Linked DNA regions of Mus musculus: region 2 is linked to region 1. The links are chromatin loops, found by intact Hi-C in ENCODE. Cell type or tissue: heart. All regions are shown on one strand. Links, peaks and the distances in the headings refer to the core of each region. The heading gives the core; the rest is flanking DNA.

Region 1 (4,389 bases), core at 120-4,119:
CCAGCTCATCAGCTTCCTAGGGTGAAACACCCCCATACCAGAGGGTACAGAAGACATTCCTCACAGACCAGAGAGGCAGTGCCCTCCCCCCCCCCCCGTGACATCACTTCCTCTGTGGTCCATGCCCAGGGCTCTCTGCCAAGCACCCCATTCCTTGTTTCCTTGTCTTGCTTCCAAGCCGCTTGTCTCTAAAGGAACCATACCCCCTCCCCCTCCCTCTCTCTCCGTAACTATTAGGTGTGTCTTTTGCTGTTAGTTCCTCCTTGCAAAGCAATACTCAAGGCTCTTTTTGATGAGTACTATCAAGTCATTCATACAGAAAAATAATGGGGAAGGAGGGAAAGAGGGAAGCAGAGCTGATGGAAGAGGACTGAAGGGAGAGACCGGCAGCCAGGCAAGCGCCAGACTTAACCTAGAAGTGTGCATGTGCGTGCATGAAAACACACACACACACACACACACACACACACACACACACACACACCATCCCTCCACAGTACACTTATGGCCACTCATCCAGAAGCAAAGAATTACTGAGTAAGTATAGGCTGCACTCCTAGCCAGCACTGCCCCGTCTCCTGGGCACACAGTGGGCGTTTGCTTTTATCGGTCATTCCCAGTGCCCTAGGGAAGTGGATTCCATCTGGATGAGGGCACACGGTTGTGCCTCTCCCCTAGCATGACACCATGATGAAAGGAAGGCACTTCCTTCAGACACGGTGCAAAGGACAGTCCTTGGGTGTCTTGTCCCTACCAGCCCTCTGACTATACACACAACGTCTTATAATGCCTAGAGCACACAGGTTCCCTCTCTGGGACAGCTCTGACAGAGACAGGCCTAATGTTCATTCCTAGCCCAGGAGACTCCCAGGGTCAGCCAGTCAGCAAGGGCAAAAACATCTCACTGAGAACTCTGCTCAGACCCACAAAGGCTCAGGCTTTGTGTCTGTGGGCAGTGCTCTATGTCACATGTCACTCCTAGTTCTGGTCCAGCCTTTCTCCAGAGCACCTGCTGTCATACATGAGTGACCTGCTGTGGTGTGACCGGCAGGAACATTGTCCTCTCCCAGATCGCTCTTCATCTCTACTCCTGGTACCAAGCTCTCACTGGCTTTGCTAAACACAAGAGACCTGGACCCGGGGAGTCCTTAGCTTTCCATGAGCTCCAGAATCTATAGATTTGGTGAACCTCAGTTTGTTCACCTGCGAAATGGGAAAATAAGACCACAAACCTTACAGGGTTATCAACAGTATGGCAGGGGAAGCTGCTGCTAGTGTTAGCAGGAGAGGGGATCAACAGAGTCTTTTGCCAGCAGAGGATCCCAAGGGAGGTAGCAGCTTCCAGCTATCCTTTCCTTTCCTATCCAGGCTCCATTTCTACAGATACTATAATTTTTAATTAGTTTTCTCCTCCCCTGGCTAAAAGGCCATTAGCACCCCATTAGGTGAATACATCCCACTTTCTTCACACCACCAAGGAAACAAGTCATTTACTTAGCCCATTCCTAAAGCAATTCTACAAAATAAAGGCAATCTAGTGAATGGGCTCAGTCACTTCCCTACATGCTGTCTGCTCTCAGGCCCCACCCTCAGGACTCCCTGGCTGGCCCAGCCCTGAGAATGGGCTCAACAGCTCAGGGGAAGAGACAAAGAAGGGCCGGGATAACCCTGGGGAACCAGGACAAATCTCCAGGATCCCCTGAGCTCAGTAAGGGAAGGAAGGAAGGGAGAAACAAAGAGGGGAAGCAGGGAGGACCAGACCTCAGTGCTCACTCACAAGGAAAGCTCTGGGTGATGTCGACCGATTATGGCTCCCCTCACACTTACACAGAAGGGTTGTCCAGAAAGGGCCCCTCCATGACTGACCCTTTGGTTCTCACAGCTAGAGATACTAAGCAAGATGCCAATCCAAGAGGATGGGGGACAGGAGTCTTGACAAGTAGTTGGGAGTGGAGGGGGGCCAGGAGCCCCGGGACATGTAGGGGAGACCAAGATACTGTGATTCAGTCTCCTCATCCACTTAGTCAAGTTGTGTCTGTATGGAGCAGCAAAAAGTCCAGAAAATGTTAACAGAAGGAGGTTGTCAATCTCTACTTCCAGGACACTGGGCCCGACAGCGATGGGAAATGCGTGACACAGTTCTATGTCCATGTGGGGTGTTTGGAAGAGGGTGAGAAGGGAGCCAGGCCATTCTTATCCACAGGTCTCTTGAGCATGAGCTTGTGAGCAAGAGTGGGAGCATGGATGAGTAACTTGAAATCAGAGTATGGCGAGTCTCGTTAACAAGGCTCCCTTACTTCTACAGACCCACTCAAAACCCACTCAAAACCGTGGGCATCAGGCCCAGCCACTAGAGCACTGTATCCACAAGAGGGCACCGGAGGCCACGCTGTTCCCAATCCTTCTATTGAGGAACCGCACCCGAGCTCTCTAGTGGCAGTTTGGAGATCAGTGAATGTCACAACAGCTGCACCAGAGTCCAGGTTAGAGGGCTTCTCCAAAACCCCCATCACTTCTTCCTGGGTATGAGGCTGCTGTGGCCCTCTCTGGACCTCTATCGTGGATTCTTGGCCATCCAGAAGGGGGTGGGTTTAAAACCTCATAGTCCTGGATTCTATAAGCTGTCTGTGGCCACCTGATTCTGAGCCAGAGGTTTCACATAGAAATCTCCCTCTCTGCCTGCCACATGCCACAGGCCAGACCCTTGAGGTGGGTCCCTTACACGGCTGGGGACCTCACTAGATTCAGGGTTAGGTGGGTGGAGGGAAGTTGCTCAACACATGTCTTCCTGGTTTACTCCTGACTACATACCTGCACCTGTGAAGTTTAAACCCAATGACACAGAGCAGCTACACAATGTTAAGCTCTGTATTTTGCTACACAGCCTTGGAGCCTATGACCCTCTGCAGCACTGTGCCCCACAGCACCTTAGGACCCAGGAACAGACACTCCAATCTGCCCCCCCCCCCAGAACGATAAGGTCTTTATCTTTTCCCCTCTCCATACTTCTCTGCGGTACTTGGAAGGCCTGCAAATGCAGTCCTGGGCTGGTCTGTGAACCCAGTACACGACTCTGAGCTAGAGGCAAGATGAACAGTCTTGCCTATTTCCAAAGGTTGCAAACCTTTTGTAAGTAATGGGAGTGGGTGGCCTGGGCTCAATTCTGTTATCAGAGGGAAACTTGGTACAAATATTTTCCAGAGGGAACCAAGTTAGGGTAGATTGAAGGACAGTAAAATGTGCAGCCAACCGGGTCAATATCCTGTATCCTTGTGGTTCATTTGGTCAGGGTATAGGAGCGAGGGCAGTGACCAGCCTTTGAAAGGCCACACCTAATGAGGGGCGCCTATGTGTGCTGTCCATGATGCTGGCAGCCCATCACCACACTCCCGAGTGGCAGGGCCCAAAGCTCTGGGTAACTAAATGTCAGCCCTGGACCCTATTATGCCTCCAAAAGACACATTTTCATGTGCTCCAGCGGAATAGCATGTGACACAGGACTCCCAACTGTGGGGCAGAGCTCAGAGCTCTCGGCGAAGACACGCGGGGACGGGGGGGGGGCGGGGGGGGAGAGACCACAGGCTTTTAGGTTTTTAAAGATCAGGGCGGCAAAAACACACACAGGAAAAATAACCTTTACTAAAGATTGCCTCAGCGCCCTTCAGCCAGACGAATGGAGCTACAGCAAGTGCAGAATTGAAACGCGAAAAGAAAATCTGGGCGCTGCAGTCTCCAAGCGCTGGCTCAAGTCGTGGGCTTCCCAGGGCTGCCTACCCTGTCCGCTCGCAGCTGCTCCCCAAAGGCGACAAGATCTGTCCGCTTCGCTCGGGCACACGGCCGGCCGCGGCTGGAAAAGCGACCAGCTTGGGATGTTCAGCTGCGGCTTTGGCGGAGCAGTCTACTCTGCCCGGCTCGCAACTCGCACGGACCCAAGGCGAGCCGAGCCCCGCCCAGCCGGTGGCCCAAGCGCAGCAGCTAGCCGCAGCGACCCGGTTCCCAGACCCGGAGGCCCGCCAGCCGCGCAGCCGGCCGGTGACAGCCAATGTAAGCGCGCTTCTGCGCGCGTCAGCTTCCCGGCTCGGCGCGCAGCGCTAACTTCACCCCGGCCCCTACCGTCCCAGCCGCCCGTAGGACTCACCTTCTCCTAGCAGCGGCAGGAGCAAAATCAGCTTCAGCCCCAGCCCTGCGGCGCCGGACGTCGCTTTCGCCATCGCCCGTGCGCGCGAGGGCCGCGGTTGAGGAGCAGGCGGGTCTCGGCGGCGGTGGGGTGCGGCGCTCAGCCGGGCCTCCCCATGCCAGCCCGGGCGCAGCGGGCACTGCGGGCGCGTTGCGTCCGGGCGCGACTCCCAGCTGCGGACTCGGAGCCGCTCTCTGCTGTTGCTTGCACGG
Region 2 (4,389 bases), core at 149-4,148, 130 kb after region 1:
AAGGAATGTGAAGGAGCCTAGTACTGGGTAGGATCATAGACCGAGGCAGCTGTTCTGCCCCAGCACAGACAGCTTCTTGACTCTGTCCCAGAGACAACTGTGCAGGGACATAGCCTGGTTTCTTTAAGCCATGGAACCAGGCTTAAATGTGCAATCCATGTTTTAGTGCTAAGGAGTGGGGTTCAGTGAAGTCTACTCTAGACTCCACAAACAGATCCACAGCCTCCATACAGCATATCCTACAGAGGACTCCAGGACTTTATGTCCCAACAAGGCCACTGTCACAGTGAAGGGAGCCGGAAGAACCAGTGGAGTTGGCAGTGGAGCGGACCAAGAAACCAGAGAGGTCATTAACCTCTGGGAATAAGACAGATCTTTCAGAAACTTACTGCATAATTGTTTAAATTGCATAATTTGGAAACTTAAAAACTTTGGGTCATTCGGGATACTTCTTAATGATATAGTAGGTGGGCTGAGTATCTCTTATGCTGAATACCTGGACAAGATACAGAATTAATTTTCTAAAGTGCATTAAAGATTTAGGAAAGAGGAAGAGACTATTGAAACTTTGAAATGCAAGCCAAGATCTGTTAGCTCGAGGGAGCTTGCCAGAAGAGGTGAACTTGGATCGTTGAGTTTTGTGACTTCCTGATATACAGTGGACAGAAGTCCTGGCCCATGAATGACCCAGATTTCTGCAGGAAACCTGCTTGTGCCAAACTTGACATAAAAGGTACACTTGAAATAAATCTGCCTCCCCCAACAGCACCAAGGAAAATTGCCTGCCCTGGACCTCTCAGTTCAGAGGAGACAGGCAGTGAACACCATGATTAGATAGATGCCTCCTAGTCTCCATACAGGATGCTAGCCTTAGCCCACAAGATCAGGGGGGACATGCAGTGAACTCAAATGGGTCTCCATGTAGGATCCTAGCTTTAACTCATAAGATGTGGGTGGCCTGAAAACCGCAAGCTGGCAGTTTAATTTTCAGTGATGCCACTGGACACTTGGAAAATGAAAGACAATCCCTTCCCTGTGCTGGGGATCGCACCAGCTCTGCCTAAATACTGCACTACACCTCAGCCCATGAGGTATTCTCACTACCATATACTTGTGTTGTATACACTCTTTCCTGTTAATTTGTTTTATAGCCTGGTCTCACTATGTAGCCCAGGCTGGTCCTGAATTTATAGTCTTCCTGTTGAGCCTCCTGAGTGCTGCGATTATAGGCTTGAACCACCATACACAGCTTGTATTCTTCTATAAGTTTGCTGTGTCTGATGGTTTTTAAAATTGCCATTCTGAGTGTCTTAGATATATAGAACATCTTTTATATCAGCCATTTCACAATCCGTGAAAGAACCTACTACTTAGACTATGCAAAACTTTCAGGCAGTTTATCCCACGGTAATGGTCTTATTGCACGGCATATTAAGAATCCTACAAGGAAGCTGGGCGTGGTGGCGCACGCCTTTAATCCCAGCACTCAGGAGGCAGAGGCAGGCAGATATCTGAGTTCGAGGCCAACCTGGTCTACAAAGTGAGTTCCAGGACAGCCAGGACTATACAGAGAAACCCTGTCTCAAAAAACAAAAACAAACAAACAAACAAACAAACGAATCCTACAAGGTCCACCACACTGTCAACCTTACATTGCATGGGCCTATAACTCTACCCTCAACATATTCTGGTTTCCATTTTCTTTCCTTGCACATATGGCTACTGTACCGGACAGTAAACTTTCAGGCAGCCCCTTCATCATGATTGGAATGAGAAATGTTCCCCTTAAGCCCAAGTGTGTGAACCCTTGGTCCCCAGCAGGTGGCGCTGTTTGGAAGAGTCTTGGAACCTTTAGGAGGTGGTGCCTCAAGTGGAGGAAGTGAATCGCTAGGGGTGGGCCTGGAGTCTTCATAGTGGGGTCCCATTTCTGTTCACTCTCTGATTCCTAACGAAAGATGAAAGATGGAAATCAGACTCATGTCTGCATGGCACGCACTTTACTGACGGAGCCATCTCTTCATTCTGAAGAGAGTCAGACTAGGGTCAATGATGGACAGATGGGTGGACAGATGGTGGATAATAGATAGATAAACAGGTGGGAGATCTGAAAAGGACATGAGCATAGTGGTGATACACCCACCATGCAGAGCCTAGAGATAAATACTGAAGGCTTTGTTTTGCTTTGTATTTAGTTACTTTTAACTGAGCACTGATGTGTGGCTGAACACCCATCAGTGGCGTAGGCTGTCGAGTCCTATATATTGGATCATGTAGTGGATTCATTTTTACTTTTATGAGCATTCCCCACACTGAATCCCAGATGGGCTGATGAGTCTGTAATCCCACCAACAGTGGATGAGTGCTCTTTCTCCAAACTATCGTCAGCTTTGGTTATTGGTTCTTTTGCAATCATTCTGACTAGAGTGAGATGAAACCCCCAAGTTGTTTTGAGTTGGATTTTCCTGATTGCTAGGAACAATGAACATTTTTGAGATATTTCTTAGCCATTCTTTTCTTCTTTTGAGTACTCTCCATTCAGAGCCATAGCCCATTTTTCCAACTGGCTGTCTAGTTTTTTTACTCCTGCCTTTAAAGTTCTTAATATTTTCTGGATATTAAACCTGTCAGATACATAGCTAGCAAAATTCTCTCCTATTATGTGGGCTTCCTCTCTGCTTGATGGGTTGTTTCTTTAGCTGTGCAAAAGCCTTTTAGTTTTATGATCCCTACTTGTCAGTTGCTGGCTTCAATTTCTGGACACACGGAGCTCTATTCAGAAAGTCCTTTGCTACAGCTCTATCTTGTAGGGCAGTTGTTCTCAACCTTCCTCATGCTGTGACCCCTTTCTGAAGTTTCTCATGTTGTGATGATCTCAAGGATGAAGTCATTTTCATTGCTCCTTGATAACTGTAATATTGCTACTGTTATGAATCATAATGTAAATATCTAAACAATGACCAATGTGGCATGATATCTCTAAGACCACAGTAGTGGCATACTTATCTTGGTGATAAACAACAGCTCTCTAATTGGACTCTGGCCCATTCAACAAGATGGAGCTTGTGCCTGGTACTGGAAACCTGGCCAAGTATCTGGTGCTAGTGAATTCATGGGTATTAGAAGGGAACCTACAAGAGCCACTTAACTAAACAAGCATAACTTCTAACTACATGATAAATATGCCTAACCCACAAATATAGGTCTGACCCCTCATCAAAGGAAAGCCCCTTGCAATAGATGGAGACCATTACAGAAAACTACAGATCAAAATGCAGAGAGCAAACGACTCTGCAGTGCCCAGCCCCAAGTGGTACATTAACAATACAACTTCTGCATCTAGGGTTCAGGAATCATAGCAGAAGAGGGAACAGAAAGATTGTCAGAGCCAGAGGAATAGGAAGTTTGCTATGAGAATGTTTCCTAAAAATGTCAGAGAAGCTGCACCTATGGAGTTTCATAATTTTTGCCTAAACAAAACCTGAACAAGGCTGACACCAACTGACACACTTAACATGAAAGTGGAAGATATCCAGAAACCTCTACCTTAGGCAAAGAACTATAGTCCACTAAGGAATGCTGAGAGCAGGAGAAATAGTCTTCCCTAGGGAAGATCCCACAGAATTGGTTATCTAATACCAAGTCATGCCTGAAATCATATACATTCTAGTAACATAATATGAACTCAACAGGTTATATGCATATAATAGGAATGTGTGCAATAATAATTAAAAAGATAGTGGCCCTAGATTTGAGACAGACCAAGGAGATCGGAGTGCATCCAAATGGAGGGAGAAAAGAGAAAGGAATAAGGATGTAATTAGATTTTAATTTCAAAAAATAAAAATTTATTTGGGATGACAGAGGGAAAAGTACAATTATAAAATCTAGAATTAAGTAACATAATGAATAAAGTAAATTATTTTTTTTAACTTCACAGTTTTTAAGTTTTGAGACTGTCATACATGTATACAATGAAATATGGTCATCTATCAGTCCCCAGTTTCCTCTCTCCAGTTCTCTGTGAATTTCTTCCCAACATGTTCCCCTCCCAGCTTCACGCCCCCCCCTTTTTTTCTTTTGTAAACCCTAAGTCCCACCAGTGCTGCCCACATGTGCACAGGTTTGGGGCTATGCACTGGAACCAAGGTAACTTACCAATAGCTATACCCTCAAATAAGAATGATTATCCACTCGCCAGCACCTATCAGTAGCTCTTTAGTAAGAGAGGGGCCTCCAGACCTCCTCCCCTACTCCAGGACTTTGACTGGCTTCATCTTGCTCAGGTCTTGTGCAGGTAAGCACAGCTGCCGTGAGCTCATGAATTAAACACCTGTGTCACGTCCATTAGTCAGCATTTCCTGGCACTTCTCCCCGTCCTGTGGCTCCTAT

Evidence for each region. Hi-C counts contacts between places; a loop is a spot of excess contacts. Peaks named below come from ENCODE experiments on the same cell type or tissue, not always from the same donor. Only the 100,000 strongest peaks of a DNase experiment are listed, where the experiment ranks them.
Region 2: it touches region 1 in a loop (2.3-fold over the local background); 1 of 42 quality-filtered maps calls a loop at or near these places.

What each region holds. Positions count from the first base shown.
Region 1 is chr6:118,192,923-118,197,311 of GRCm38, forward strand. Ret (ret proto-oncogene) reads right to left here. Exons shown (of 19, transcript NM_001080780.1): 1 at 4,139-4,389. The coding sequence starts at 4,211. Among named protein-coding and RNA genes, the nearest start is that of Ret, 2.6 kb to the right of the region's middle. In heart, for the core only: a CTCF peak has its summit at 2,370 (motif pointing right); DNase peaks (open chromatin) are centred at 2,398, 3,457 and 4,049; H3K4me3 peaks cover 838 bases; H3K27ac peaks cover 192 bases; H3K27me3 peaks cover 3,929 bases.
Region 2 is chr6:118,325,815-118,330,203 of GRCm38, forward strand. No RefSeq gene overlaps it. Among named protein-coding and RNA genes, the nearest start is that of Gm30498, 19 kb to the left of the region's middle. In heart, for the core only: a CTCF peak has its summit at 1,835 (motif pointing right); no DNase peak of the experiment used is centred there.